2 separate regions of the Homo sapiens genome follow, and region 1 is linked to region 2. Evidence: chromatin contacts called from ENCODE Hi-C or POLR2A ChIA-PET data. All regions are on one chromosome and are shown on one strand. Each heading gives the region's core, a stretch centred on a gene start or an enhancer-like site at or near the end of the contact. The rest is flanking DNA. Distances are from core to core; before and after follow the strand shown.

Region 1 (7,189 bases), core at 374-2,873, 110 kb after region 2:
TCCTGTGCTGCTTGTGTCTGAATCATATCATAGGGGGAGCTCTGAGCTTATGTGAACATCGAGGCTGTGAGAGACAGAAAGGAGAGATGTAGGAGCCAACCTTGTGTGTGCTGAGATTCGAAACCAGTCATATATCCCATAAGCAAATGTTCCTGAACTGGCAAATCCCAGAATGTATTTTGCCCTGGGCACCCTTTACCTCCTCATTAAATAAGAAAATAACCCATGAGTATTTGAAAGGAACTTGCATCGATGTGGAACTGACTGACTTAGAATAGAGCTCATCCGAGATCTTGAGATGGGCTTATTGACACAACCGCCTTTCAGCTGTTCTTGAGAGTCCCACAGGATGGGGAAAGCCTTGGTATTAGTCACTGGGATCAGAGCTGGGAAGCTGCTTAGCTCTGGGCTCAGCAGGCTGGACCAAGGCCACTTGTAGGTAAGAGAGGCAGTGTTCCCTAATGCACTCTAGATCAGCTGGAACTAGTTTGTAATCCTGGATTCAAGTCCCAGCACTATCATTAATGAACTGTGTGATCCAGGCAAGTGGTTTATCAGCCTTCTCTTCCATAAAATGGGGTGCTGTGCTGTGTAGGTGTGCCTGGCTTGTAAGCACTAAACGAGTGTAGCTATTACTATGATCATATGCAAGCAGCACCTGTAGCATTTGGAAGGCTCAGGAAAAGAAGGGTGGGTGGGAGCAAAGGCAAACAAGAGCAGTGGAGACTAAAGCGGGTTGTCTCGTGGCGATGCTTAACCTAGGGGCCTGGAATTTCCCCCTTTGCCTGGTCTTACTGTCATTGGAATAATCGTAACCACTCCTGGGTGGTAAGAGATCAGCAACATAGCTGTAGTTCGTTGGGTGGCAGGAATGTGCCCTTTGTCCTTGGTTTCTAAGTAATGATGTCTTCATGTCCGGTTGAGCGAGGGGTCAGCTTCAACCCTACGATAAACCAGTGGAGTTATAAATGGAAAGCCTGAATTCCCAGACAGAGGAGGCGATCCAATGAGACAGCAGAGTAAGTAGGGAATTTTCACTGCCTCGTCTGCAATGATAATGTGAATAGCAATAATAATCATCCTAAGAAAGGATTTTGTCTCAGAGCCAAGGCAAGGAAAAGAGCCTTTTCCCATGCCTTGCTGGGGAGAGCTGAACACTCAAACCACGTCAAAATAGAAGGAACCAAAAATACAGTGAAGTACCCTTTGCCCCAGTGAGAAGCCAGTGCAAGACAACGCCCTGCAGAATGGGCCAGAGGGCAGAAGAAGAGGCCAGGGCCCAGTCCTGAATTTGTCTGTTGGTTCTCACTTCCTCCTTTAATCATTTCAGAAGAGCTGTTAATGAGCAGGAAATCTAATTGATTAGCATTTCATCCTGGCTTCCCTTTCTGCCAAAGGTGCTAATGAGCAGGGAAATCACAGATCCTCCGGGTGCAAGGTACTTGAGAGGTTGTGAATGCATTTGCCACCCCTACATGGAGAACCTCATCTGAACCTCAGCAAACTGATAAGGACCACTCTGATTTTTAAAACCCTCCAGACAAGCTGCCTTCCTTCTGTGGATCACACACCACCCAGGTTAGCAGCAGTGCCACCAGAAACACTGTTGCACTCAAGTTTTCTCGCAGGTGACTCATCTGCATGCTCCTTGGCGGAGAATCGCGGGTTACTGTACTGTCTTTGTGTAAGAGTTCTTCATATTCTCGAAGATGTTTGTTACATCTTGTTTCTACTGTCTTTCCTCCAGGTTACACATTGTGCGTCTTTCACCCTTTCTGTGCAAGTTGTTCTTTCTGACCCTAATCACCTTATGTTGTTGGATCTTACTCCAAGTTCATCTACTTTGGTCGTGGATTCGGAACTGAGCCTAGAGTCCATGAAGGACTCTAGCAAGAATGAGCACAATTAGAGGTCTCCTGGCACCCTGTTGTTGTCTCCTTTTTTTCTTTCTAACAAAAGCCCATGGTCAGTCTCTCCAGTTCATGACTCTTTTTCAACCCCAGCCTCCCTTTCTCCGTTTGTGTACATGCCCTATTTTTCTTTTCCTGGTAGACAACCCTGCACTTTTCCTTCTCTGAGCAGCAACAGTGAAAGGGAAGGGAGGTGGAGGGAGAGTAAGCCACATGGGCAACCTGCAACCTGGGTCTCCAGCCTCTTGCAGTCTTGGTCCTCACCGTGGCATAGTATAGTACCAGTAGAGGCACTGCAGGGACAGATGAACTCCATAGCAAGGCATTGCAAGAGGCCTTTGGAGAAATTCCTTTGCAATTTGAGCAAAGCCCACTCCTTGGCTTAGCAAATCTTTTTACTTTTTGGTCTGCTAGAATTTACTGCATGCGTAGTTATCCAGAAGGTACGTCTCTGTCCCATTCGGCTTTATTAGACGCCATCTGGAAAGGGGCTGGGAGTGGTCAGCCTCAGGGAGGGGAGCCAACTGACCGTGAAAGGAGGGAGATGAGAGCGAAGTAAGCATAGTGCTCGCTCCCCAAGGATTGAAACTGCCTGCCCCGAGCTGAAGACTTACAAAGACGTAGTCCAGATTCCCAGAGAAAATGAGGCTTTATACCCATAACAAGTTGTAATTTGAGTCACCGGGGAAGTTAAGAAAGTGAAAACATGAGCAAATGCCAGTGTGATGGAATCAGAGTCTCCATGCTGGAAGAGACTTCAGAGGGATCTGCTTGAGCTCCCTGGCTTTATAGACAGGAAGACCGGCCCCCTCAGATGCACACAGCCAGGTACTGCACGGCCGGGCCAGAGGCTTTTCTGATGCCTGCCTCCCTCTCCCGGCAACGGAACCTCATCACCTAGTTCTGATAGGAAAAAAAAAAAATGAGGTGATCAGAAAACAACTTCCTCAACTTTCTCAGTCTCCACCAGCAACTAAAATTGTTCCTGTATCCCCCTCACCTTATCCACTTAGCACCCCTACACCCAAGGGCAGCTAGGACCCGCTGCTGTCTCTCCATGACCTCCCTCCCTCTGTAGCCTTAGGTAGGCCCCTGGCAGCTTTTGCCTGGAAATTTGCAACAGTCTCTTGACGGGTCCCCCTGCCTCCCTCCATTCTTAGTTCACCTGTCACTCTGTGGCTGCCTCACCCATCTAAGAAGCAAACCTGGTAAAATTGCTTCTGTTTAAAAGTCTTGAAATCCTGCAATGGCCTCAGTGGCCCCTAGGATAACTATAAACTCCTTAACATGGGCTACAAATAGGTGGTTTTCACCCCTGGGTGTATATTAGAATCACCTGGGATCTTTTTAAAATTACCCGTGCCTGGGTCTCACCCGTAGTGACTCCATAGAGTGGGCCTGGGTGGGGCCAGTGGTGTCCTACAGCTGGAACCAGCCCCAGCGACTCAGGAGAGGCCATCGCTTCCAGGAATCTTATGAGTGGGTTGTTAAATGACCATTATTAAAAATTATACAAACTTGTAAGTAAGTACATTATGTTAAAAACAAAGGTAATACATACTCAAAAGTCAGGTTTGCCTGATGCCTTTACTACCTTTCGAGGTAATTTCTATTGATTGTATCTGCTGGGTGGAAATACTATATAATGGTGTGCTACTACACATCTCCTCCCAACTCTGCAGTCAGTGACATCCCATTGGTAGCTTGAAATTGACCATGGCATGAGTATTTACATCATAGAAATTGGCAAATGCTACAAATCAGCCCCTGCCCCCCAACAAGTCATTAAACACTGATATCACTGGCTGCGGCTCAGGTATTTACATGATTTTTTTAAAGCTCCTCCGGTTGATTCTGATGAGCAGCAGAGTTGAGAAGCACCAGCCAGGATCTGACTCTTTCTGCCTCTTGAGCAAGCCTCATCTCTTAGAAAAACTCTCCTCTTCCCCCCAACTTTCTTCAGTCCTGCCACACACAACCAACTGCAGTGGCCCAAACACGAGTGCCATGTTATTTCTCATTCTGTGTTTTTACTCCTAGACACACTGATTCTTCTGCCTGGAATGCCTGTCACTTCCTTGTCTGCCTGGCAAGCACCTGTTCATCTTCCAAAACTCAGCTCAGTACTTTGTCCTGTGTGAGCTCTTCCTATACCTCCTCCCCACACAGGTTCACCACTCTGCCTCTGTGACCTGTATGTCTTCTCATTAAAGGGCTTTTAGAATTTTATGGTGCTTTCTGATTATGTGTCTCTATCTCCACCCCCATTAGACACTAAGCACCCGAGGGCAAGGGCGTGCCCTGTTTCTCTGCATCCCAGCAGGGAGTGCAGCACCAGCATAGTAGATGCTCAGTCCGTGTTTACTGGATGGATAAATGAGCTAAACCAGGTTTCCTGACTCCTGGGGCAGCCTTCTTGCCACCCCAGTCCTCCACCTGACCCAGCCTTTCTAAAGGCAGGAAGAGTAAATTACTGCCATTCCTGTGATGGACCACATTCTGAGCTTGCTGCTGCTAGACGTGGTGTGAAGATGGTTCTCACAGCTCTTTTAACAATAAGACTTTTTAAACTGACTTTAGTTATTCCAGGTTTAGAATTCTGTCCATTCATTATTCATTCAATAACATGCCAACATTATTCCAGGCCTAGAGATGCAGTGGTGTGCAAGGCAGGGGAGGGCACTTTCTTCAGAGCACTTTCAGTTAGGAGGTGACTCAGATGATTAAAGAAGCAATGACTGGCCGGGTGCAGTGGCTCATGCCTGTAATCTCAGCACTTTAGGAGGCCAAGGTGGGTGCATCATTTGAGGTCAGGAGTTCGAGACCAGCCTGGCCAACTTGCTGAAATCTCGGCTCTACTGAAAATACAAAAATTAGTCAGGCGTGGTGGCAGGCGCCTGTAATCCCAGCCATCCAGGAGGCTGACACAGGAGAATCGCTTGAAACCGGGAGGCAGGGGTTGCAGTGAGCCGAGATTGCACCACGGCACTCCAGCCTGGGCGACAGATCAAGACTCCATCTCAAAAAGAAAGAAAGAAAGAAAGAAAGCAATGACTAATAAGTGAACTAAGAGCGAAAGAAAGAAAGAAAGAAAGAAAGCAATGACTAATAATGAACTAAGAGCTATAGCATAGAAAATGCTAGGTTCCATCCAGGGTTAGCTCCTAGTCTGTGGGGTTTCATGAAGGCTCCCCAGAGTAGGTGGAGCCAAGGGCTGACACCTGAGGCAAAGAGGAAGGTGGAAAGCTGTTCCCTGCAACTGGAAGATCCTGTGAAAGGGCTCCAGGGCCAGAGAGAGCTCAGCAGCTGCAAGGAACAGAAAGAAGTTGCCACAAAGCCTGTGAGGAGTGACAGCAGAGGGGCGAGGGCAGGAGGGGCTTTGGAAGCCATTTTCAGGAGTCTGGATTCTATCCTAGGAGCAGTGAAACCCCACTGAGGCATAAAACCAGGGAGCCCCCTTACCAGATCTGTACTAAGAGAACTTGCCCAGATCAGTGGCCCAGGAGAGATGAAACTAGAGAGCAGGAGACCAAGCCTTGAGTAGGGAAGAGGCTGCTGCAATGGATAGAAGGGAGGGGTTTCAGAAGCAGAATCATGTCTCACTTATATGTGGAATCTAAAGAAATGAAACTCATAGAAGCAGAGAGTAGAAAGGTAGTTGCCAGGGGCTGGGGGGCTGGGGAAAATGGATTTGGGTCAAAGTATACAGAGTTTCTGTTGTAAAATGAGTAAGTTCTAGAAAACAAATGTGCAGCATGGTAACTATAATTAATAAAAATATACACTTGAAATTTGCTCAGGAAGTAGGTCTTATGTGTTCCCACCACATACACACACAATTTGCTATGTGTGGTGGGCACATGTAAGACTATGGTGACTATGAGGTGATGGATTAGTTGATCACCTTGGTTGTGGTAAGCACTTCATAGTGTATACCAATGTCAATCTTACATCTCAATAATATGCAGTTGTTATTTGTCAATTATACCTTAATAAAGCTGGGGAAAAATAAGAGCAGAATCATGGAACATCATGACTGGATTTGATGATGGAGGTGAGGGAAGTATGAAGAATCTGAGAGAGGTAGGGAGAGCTGATCAGTTCATGGTTCATGTTGGGTTTGTGGAGTTTGCAGTGCCTATGACGTATCCAAGTGTAGTTGATCAGTTCATGGTCCATGTTGGGTTTGTGGAGTTGGCAGTGTCTGTGACATGTCTAAGTGCAGTTGATCAGTTCGTGGTTCATCTTTGGGTTTGTGGAGTTGACAGTGCCTATGACATATCCAAGTGCAGTTGACCAGTTCATGGTTCATCTTTGGGCTTGTGGAGTTGGCAGTGTCTGTGGCACATCCAAGTGCAGTTGATCAGTTCATGGTCCATGTTGGGTTTGTGGAGTTGGCAGTGTCTATGACATATCCGAGTGCAGTTGTCTAGGAGTCACTTAGAAATTCAGTTCTGGAAATTTGAGGAGAGATGTGGGAGAGAAATGTAGATTGGGGTCATCAGTGTATGATAACTGAAACTATAGGAGCAAGGGTCATTCATTGTCTAGGAAGAATGACTAGGGTAGGAGGAGAATAGGACATCACATTTAATCAATGACCAGCGTAGACAGAGCTAGTAGCAGCAATGAGATGAGTGACTAGAGAGGTAGAGAGAAAACCAGGAAAGTGTGGAGTCATGGAAGCTAAGGAAGATGGTGTTGGGAATAGAGGTGGTGAACAGAGTCCCCTGTTCTTGCTGATAGGAGAGGTCAAATGAGATAAGGACAGAGGCGTGGCCTTTGGATTCCGAGATGTGTTGATCACCGGTGCACTTGGCAAGCATGCCAGAGGAGTGCTGAGGCAGAGGTCAGAGCACACTGTGCCAAGCAGTGGGAGGCAAGTGATGGAGACAAGCGTCTGAACTCTAGGACACTGTGCTGGGAAGGAGAGGGGTGAAAGAGGACAGTTTTGGGATCAAGGGATATCTTCTATTTTTGTTGTCATTTGTTTTGAAGTAGGAGAGGCAAGCTGGCTAAACTTTAAGTAAAAGGGAAGATTGTGATCCTGTCCTCTGTGAGTGAAAGAGAGCATCCTTTTAATGTGATCAGTGCCAGATGTCATCTTACAAGCCCTGTGTCTAACCTGATAGGCATTTAGAGTGGCCAAGGCTTCCTGGACTGGCCTCATTTCATTGATGACTGCTTTTGCAGAGACTCCATTGCCTCCTAATTGTCTACACTTGGGGCCTCCATTTTTCTCTTCCTTGGCAGAATTTTAGAAGAAGCCTCCTGTCACC
Region 2 (6,353 bases), core at 2,717-5,216:
GGGAGAGCTGGGTGGCCCAGCAATCTCTGGAGCCCCTTTTGGCTCAGACCTCCTGCAGTTCTCTGTAGCCTCCTGGTTCCCAGTGTATTTTTAAAGGATCCTGTGTTATTTATCTCAGCATCTCTGCCCCCCTGCGCTCCACGCTCCTATCCATGCAGTAATGACATCCAAACACCCACACTGTATCTTAACAATCTGATGAGATAAATGCCTCATCGTTGGGCTCCGTGGACACAGAGTAGCAATTCTATTCTGCTATCAAAGAGCTCAGAAACTCAGGCAACCAAGGCAGGATGAGCAGGCATGTGGCTTGCCATGTGCCCATCATTGGGCAAAAACACATTCTCCCTGCCCCAAAGCCCCTGTTTTTCCCCAAAGCAGCCTCACTTTTTCCCTTCCTCCACCTCCAGAACAATGCCTTCGAGCCTGCTGGCATTTGAGAATGGGCCGGGCGGGCAGTACTGGGGGCATATGGCCTTGTTATTTTGATGGAGCTCCTAGTGGGATGCACCAGCCACTGGCCAGGTCCTGGAAATAATTAAGCTGAGCATATTGACCTGGGGGTTGCAGGGCCTTGGGCATGCTGCAACCTCCAACACCTGTTCTCATGCTCCTTCTGCAGTGACCCTCTCGTGCTCTAGGCACACCTGTTAGATGGAACCTGGGACTTTCAAGGTTGTCACTGCCAGGGCTGGCATGATGTGCTTGCACTCCTGCTCCCTTTATGGACCTGGGAGTTGGGAAGGTGCATTGGGTTCCAAGAGAAGCAGGAACTGATTTGGTCTTGTAGTGAAAATAGACCTGGCTCTGGTTTGGTAAGTGAGTGACCTTGGACTTAGTTTCCCTAGAAGCAGAAATAGGATAACAGTAAGTCTTCCCACTTCAAGGAATGTTATAAGGATCAAGTGAGATCATGTGAAATTCTTAGGAAAGCTGCAAGGGAGTCTACCTATGAAACACAGAGGCCATGGGACACAGAGGGAGGAGTAAGGGCTCGAGCTGGGCAGGCCTGGGTGTGAATTCCAGTGTTTCTCTTCAGGCTGTGCTGCCTAGGGAAATGTACTTACCTCTTCTGAGCTTTTCTTTGCTCTTCTGTCAACCAAGGGATAATGAAGCTACACTGACTGGTTACTCACAGTGATAACAGGAGTATCTGTTATTTATTAAACGCTTATGTTGAGCCAGGACCTTTCTTCCTTTCCTTTTTAAAACCTCCATAAAATGTAGCCGGATTTGTAATCACACATTACTTCACGTGGACTTTGGCTGGTTTGTGTAGTGTCTCTGTGAGAGCAGGGGTTCTACGGGTATTGCCCGGCGCTGTGTTTCCAAAGCCCAGCATGTGCCTGGCCCACGGTGGGCGCTTAAGAAATGTTCATGCAGTCAAGGGGGTGCAGCTGCCTGGCAAGGAGAACCCGGGAAATTCATTTACCCTTCTTATTATTCAGTTCCTTCACCTGAACTCTCTCAGGCTGGAGCTGAGCTTTGGGTTCATAATATATAATTATTCTCCCCAGTTAAAAATGACTAAACTGAGGTCAGGAGAGGTTAAGTGCTGTGCCCTAGATCACTCAACTAGGAACTAGGGAACAAAGCCTTCTTGTACAGTACTTGTCAGAGCCTCCTTGGAAGCTTGGGAAAAGGGTGTGGGCAGGACTGGGCAGGGAGGAAACAGCTGAGCACCTGCCGGATTCACCATCTGCCCCCATGAAGATACATGGAATCCTATCTCTCATAACGGCCTCCAGCCATGCCCATTTTACAGATGAGAAACTGAGGCTGAGAGGGAGAAAGAACCCGAAGCTCAGCTCCAGCCAGAGAGAGTTCAGGTAAAAGAACAGAATAATAAGAAGGGCAAATGAATTTCCAGAGTTCCTTCATCCCAGAGTAGGATGCTCAGCCTTGCCAGGCAGCTGCACTCAGCTTCCCGCCCTCTCTGAGCAGGGGGGTTGGAATGTGTCTGCGGAGGGCAGCGAGGAAGGAGCCTGCTGGAATTCCTTCCCTGTGGCACATCTGGGAGGGGTATTCCCCCTGGTGATACTTGGGAAATCATGCTGGCCTCGCCAGTCCTTTTTTCCACTGTTCTTTTGGTCTCGGAGCACCCGCCAAACATCTGACACTGTTCAGGATCGATTGCACATAAAATGAAGAATGGGTATTTAAAAAACAGGTTTTTTTGTGTGTTTTTCCCCCTGTTGTCATCTAAGAAGCAGGTTTTTAGGTTCTTTGATTCTCTCCCAGAATAACAACCATATGGGGCCTCCACTTACACTGAGCAGCCTGTGCCTTGTGCCAGGGACTGGTTTGTTTCCATTGTCAGCAAACCTTGACTGGCTCCAAACATTTTCACTTCAGGTGGTTTCTGAAAGAGGGAAAGACTGAGGGGAAAGTGATGATGTGGTCCCTCTGAAGAGGGTTTAGCTTTCAAGGGTATGGCAGGGGTGGGGTCGACAGCCAGAGGGGTGTGACTTTGAGAAGCCAACTCACCGGCAGGATCCAGCGAGATCCAGGCTCGGTGGCTGGAACAAAGAATGTTTTGAACCACACGGGGCTCTGGCATGTTTGTTGATCGACTTATCCAAGGCCTGGGCCAGCTGCTCTTGTTCCAGAAGATTTCATGGATTAACTCCCTGGGCTTTGGAAAATTGTGTCTTTTTTAAGAAAGGGAAGTTTTGAAAAGCAAATGCTCCTGGGCAGGCTGGGGGTGTGGGGAGTGTTGGCTGGAGTGGGAGGTCACATTCGCCCCATGGTGGGATGGCCAAGGGCTCCCAGCGAGGGAACAGTTGGACCTGTGGTGTCCTGGGGGGAGGGTTCCTCTGAGGGACCCTAATGGACAGAGGAGTGTGGACCCCTGAGCCTGGGAGCATCGTGGGCATTTAGACCAAACCACGGGAAGGGCTCCCCAATGCTGAAGGTTGCTAGGCGCTGGGGGAGGTTCCCCGGGAGACTGTGGCTAGAAACACCATCTGCCAAAGATGATTTAGTTCCGGAAGAGGCAAGGGATAGAACGAGATGGTCCTTTCTGTCCCAGTTAATCTTGGTGCTGTTCATTCCGGGCTGAGCATTCCCTTCCTGAAGTGGAATGGAAGACAGACTCGGCCTTGGGCAGACTCTGAGCATCTTGTGAAAGGGAGAGTCTTACCTCCTTGGCTTTGTCCCCACCCCCTGCCCAGGGTCGGATGTCTTGGGTGCTTGCCGGCTCTCTGCCCACTGTCCTGCCCTGGCAGCAGGTACCAGCAAGCCTGTGTGCCGTGTGGGTTACAGGGAGTAGCGGGCACATGATTAAATACTCATGCTTTGTCAAAACACTGACAGTTACAAAATGCCTCCGCGTCTACTCAGGGAAGGGTGAGCAATGAGGAAAATGACTTCAATATGCAAAAGACATTCCAAGGAGTCCGGGAGGGAATGCTCATTCTAGAGCCAGGAGGGAGTCATGGGAATTAGTTCTTGATTTATAGACCGGCTGAAAGAAATCACCTAGGTTAAACCTGCCTAAATTCTGCTATCTGTGTATGTGCTTAAGGGGATGGGCTCAATGAACTTTGAGACTGTCTCTTCTCTACTGATGGGAGTGACAGTGAAGTTCCTGATGAAGGAAGGTTTAGGGTGGAGGAATTCTGAGCCCCTGGGTTCTGGATTCAAAATCATACACAGCCCTCTAGATAACATAGATGTACAGTCGTACAGTCTTTGTGGAGAATTTGAAAAACGAGAATGGTGATTATCTACTTAGGACAGGTTTGGGTACAGCCACTCATGGAAGCCAGGAACCAGCTTCTAACCATGGAAGCTTTGTGTTTTCTGTATAAGCTGTCCTTGACTACGGACAAAGAATGGGTACCGAGTGTTCAGTTGGCATCATAATAGGAAACAGAATTCTACACAGATGGTTCAACGGAACAGAGTTTCTTGAGGGGCATATTTATGGAGGGGTAAGGAGACCAGCAAGGGATATTGAGGCACCCAGGGCTAAACTTAGAGGGAAGCTGTCATCACCCTAGGGCCTGAGGAGGAAGGGGAGAAAATACTGTTTGGGGGGCCTGGTGGGAGCTGTAGCTGGGAGGAGGACCATGAGGGAGAAACCATAGTCATGGAAGGATGTTGTCACTGCCAGGACCAAGACACCAAGGTAGGGGGACATGGAAAGAAAACACCCTGCCTTCTCTGTCCTCCCATCTCCACTCTCTTATTGACACTGCTCATTGGCCAAACCAACCTGAAGCTGGAGGGCCAGGGAGCCGGGCACCTCAAGCAGTCCCCATGCACCAAGCTTCCAGGGCACGGGGTCAGGGAACAGAGGGTGGAAGGGGTCTAGGGGAGCCAGCAGGGAGCTGGAGCTCATTTGTAATATTTGTCTTGTTTAGCCAACTCTAGAAGGCTCGTCCTGAGAAGGCGAGCTTCGAAAGCTATTACTGACTCTTAAAGTATTCCATCGTCAAGACTAGTGTGTTTACCTTGCAAACTACCTTGAGCCAGCTGTAATGAAATTCTGAAATGTCTCCCATACACCCTCCTTCTCTGTGAAATGTCAGCTTTTTGAGGGCAGGGCCTGATTCTTTTATGAGCAGTTGTCTTGAATCACTTCAACCCTCCACACCTGGAGTGCCTTACACTTTCCAGAATGCCGTACTCAGTGACCCCTCATGTCAATGTTTTGAGGCTTTTGAATTGGTCAAGGCAACCGTCTTGCTGAGTGGCCTGAGTTCTCCAGTGAGAGAACACGAGTAGTCTCTTTGAGTGGGGGCCACAGCACTCCAGACGTGGTGATGGAACCCTCTACGGTATAGAGAGCCCACGGCCATGCCACCCAGCCAGACAGGAACTCAGGAGGCCAGGATGGAGGAAGCAGGAGTGGAAGGTCATTGGACTCCCTTTCTGGTTTAAGCTTGGCCATGGGATGTCTTAAGTAGGGCTCGTGGTCCTCAAATGTCACCTCCATCCTGATGCCACAATGTCTGTATTGCCACTATTCCAATTCTTCTTTTGGGTGAAGTCTTACTCCACCTGCGGGGAGAGCACATGAAATCATTAGCAAGTGCTGGCACAGACAGCCATTCCCCTCTCTGGCCAGGCTGGAGGGGCTGGATGGTGGTGGGGGGTGTGGGTGAAGTAAGCATGAAAGGGGAGATGAAGGGTGTCTAGACACTCCCTTTGCCGAGGGCTGGTGGCCTGTTGCTTGCTCTCTAGGACAACGTGGATCTGTTTGGGGTAATGGCAGACACTTTTCTTTCGCATCCAGCTGTCTCTTCCTCTTCTGAGTCCCACAGGGTCCTGGGCCCGATAGGCTCTGTCACCTCCAGCCAGTATTGGGTAGCCACCTGCCACTACTCAGGCCGGGTTGGAAGGGCCTGTGAGGGGTGGGGTGTGGGATCCAGTTCATGGCTTCCAGGGCCAATTTGGGTGAAATTCAGTTGTTCTTCGACTCCTGTGTTTCTACTTCCCAGTTTCATTCTAAATGGAAAACATTTCTGTAGGTTTAAGTCCAAGGTGCAGCCCCAGAGCGGGTATTTTCCCTTTTGAGAAGTGGAGGCTACCCTGAGCCTTGGGAAAAGTACTCAGAGAGAATCTCCCCCATGAGGCAGTGTAGCTTAAGGAGTTAGGTATTCTGAGTACCTCCAAAGGCTGTTCGCTCTTTCCATTCCAGCTCAGACTGCCTGAGTTCAAGTCCTGGTGTTGCCACTTACTAGCTGGGTATAAGTTGTTTAACATTTTAGTTCCTCGATACCCTAATCTATAAAATGGGGATGAAAATAGTGTCTATGGTAGGGAATTAGTATGAAGATTAAACAGTTTAAATTGTGTCAAGGCCAGGCATGGTGGCTCACTCTTGTAATGCCAGCATTTAGGGAGGCCGAGGCAGGAGAATTGCTTGAGCCCAGGAGTTTGACACCAGCCTGGGAAACATAGTGAACCCCATCTCTACAAAAAAAAAAATTAGCAGAGCATGGTGGTGCATGCCTGTAGTCCCAGCTACTTGGGAGGCTAAGGCAGGAGGATTGCCTGGGCCCAGGAGTTTGAGGCTGCAGTGAGCTGTGATCACACCACTGTACTCCAGCCTGGGTGAGAGAGTGAGACTGTCTAAAAAAAAATGTTTAAGTGTGTCAAGTGCAGAAAACAGTGCTTAATGCATGCCATGTGCCATGCAAATGTTTGCTCTTATTTATTTCAAGAAGCATACTCTTCTGGGCAGAGCATCCTCCTAGGACTCTGGAGAGATGGAGCATCCGCAAGGCCACCAACGGGACTAGTATCCCCCAGTGTTCCCCAAGCATCTCTTCCATCGAGCTATTGCCTTGCTCACAACCCCTCAGTGAGTTGCTTGTCTGGAGATGCAGGCCAAATCAATCCTG

The links. Hi-C counts contacts between places; a loop is a spot of excess contacts on that map. ChIA-PET counts read pairs that join two places held with the same protein, here RNA polymerase II (POLR2A). Pooled maps may share reads with other maps.
Region 1: a map of CD14-positive monocyte shows a loop between it and region 2 (2.3-fold over the local background). The contact joins the enhancer-like site here to the promoter of CACNA1C-IT3 in region 2. A Hi-C loop is called at or near these places in 3 of 168 maps with a recorded cell type or tissue (CD14-positive monocyte, ascending aorta and prostate gland) and 3 of 50 pooled maps. POLR2A ChIA-PET finds 5 or more read pairs at or near these places in 3 of 52 experiments (BJ, MCF 10A and activated T-cell).

The regions. Positions count from the first base shown.
Region 1 is chr12:2,382,553-2,389,741 of GRCh38, forward strand. All of the region lies in intron 3 of CACNA1C (calcium voltage-gated channel subunit alpha1 C), which reads left to right. Among named protein-coding and RNA genes, the nearest start is that of CACNA1C-IT3, 120 kb to the left of the region's middle. RefSeq lists an enhancer at 4,715-4,824. Within about 2 kb of position 1,624, at least 8 of the 41 ENCODE cell types and tissues checked have a DNase peak (open chromatin) inside an H3K27ac peak, as active enhancers do; they include ascending aorta, where a contact is called at or near this core.
Region 2 is chr12:2,265,810-2,272,162 of GRCh38, forward strand. It overlaps CACNA1C-IT3 (CACNA1C intronic transcript 3), which reads left to right and starts at 3,967. Exons shown (of 3, transcript NR_046769.1): 1 at 3,967-4,132. The region is part of intron 3 of CACNA1C (calcium voltage-gated channel subunit alpha1 C); the gene reads left to right. RefSeq lists a silencer at 4,595-4,793.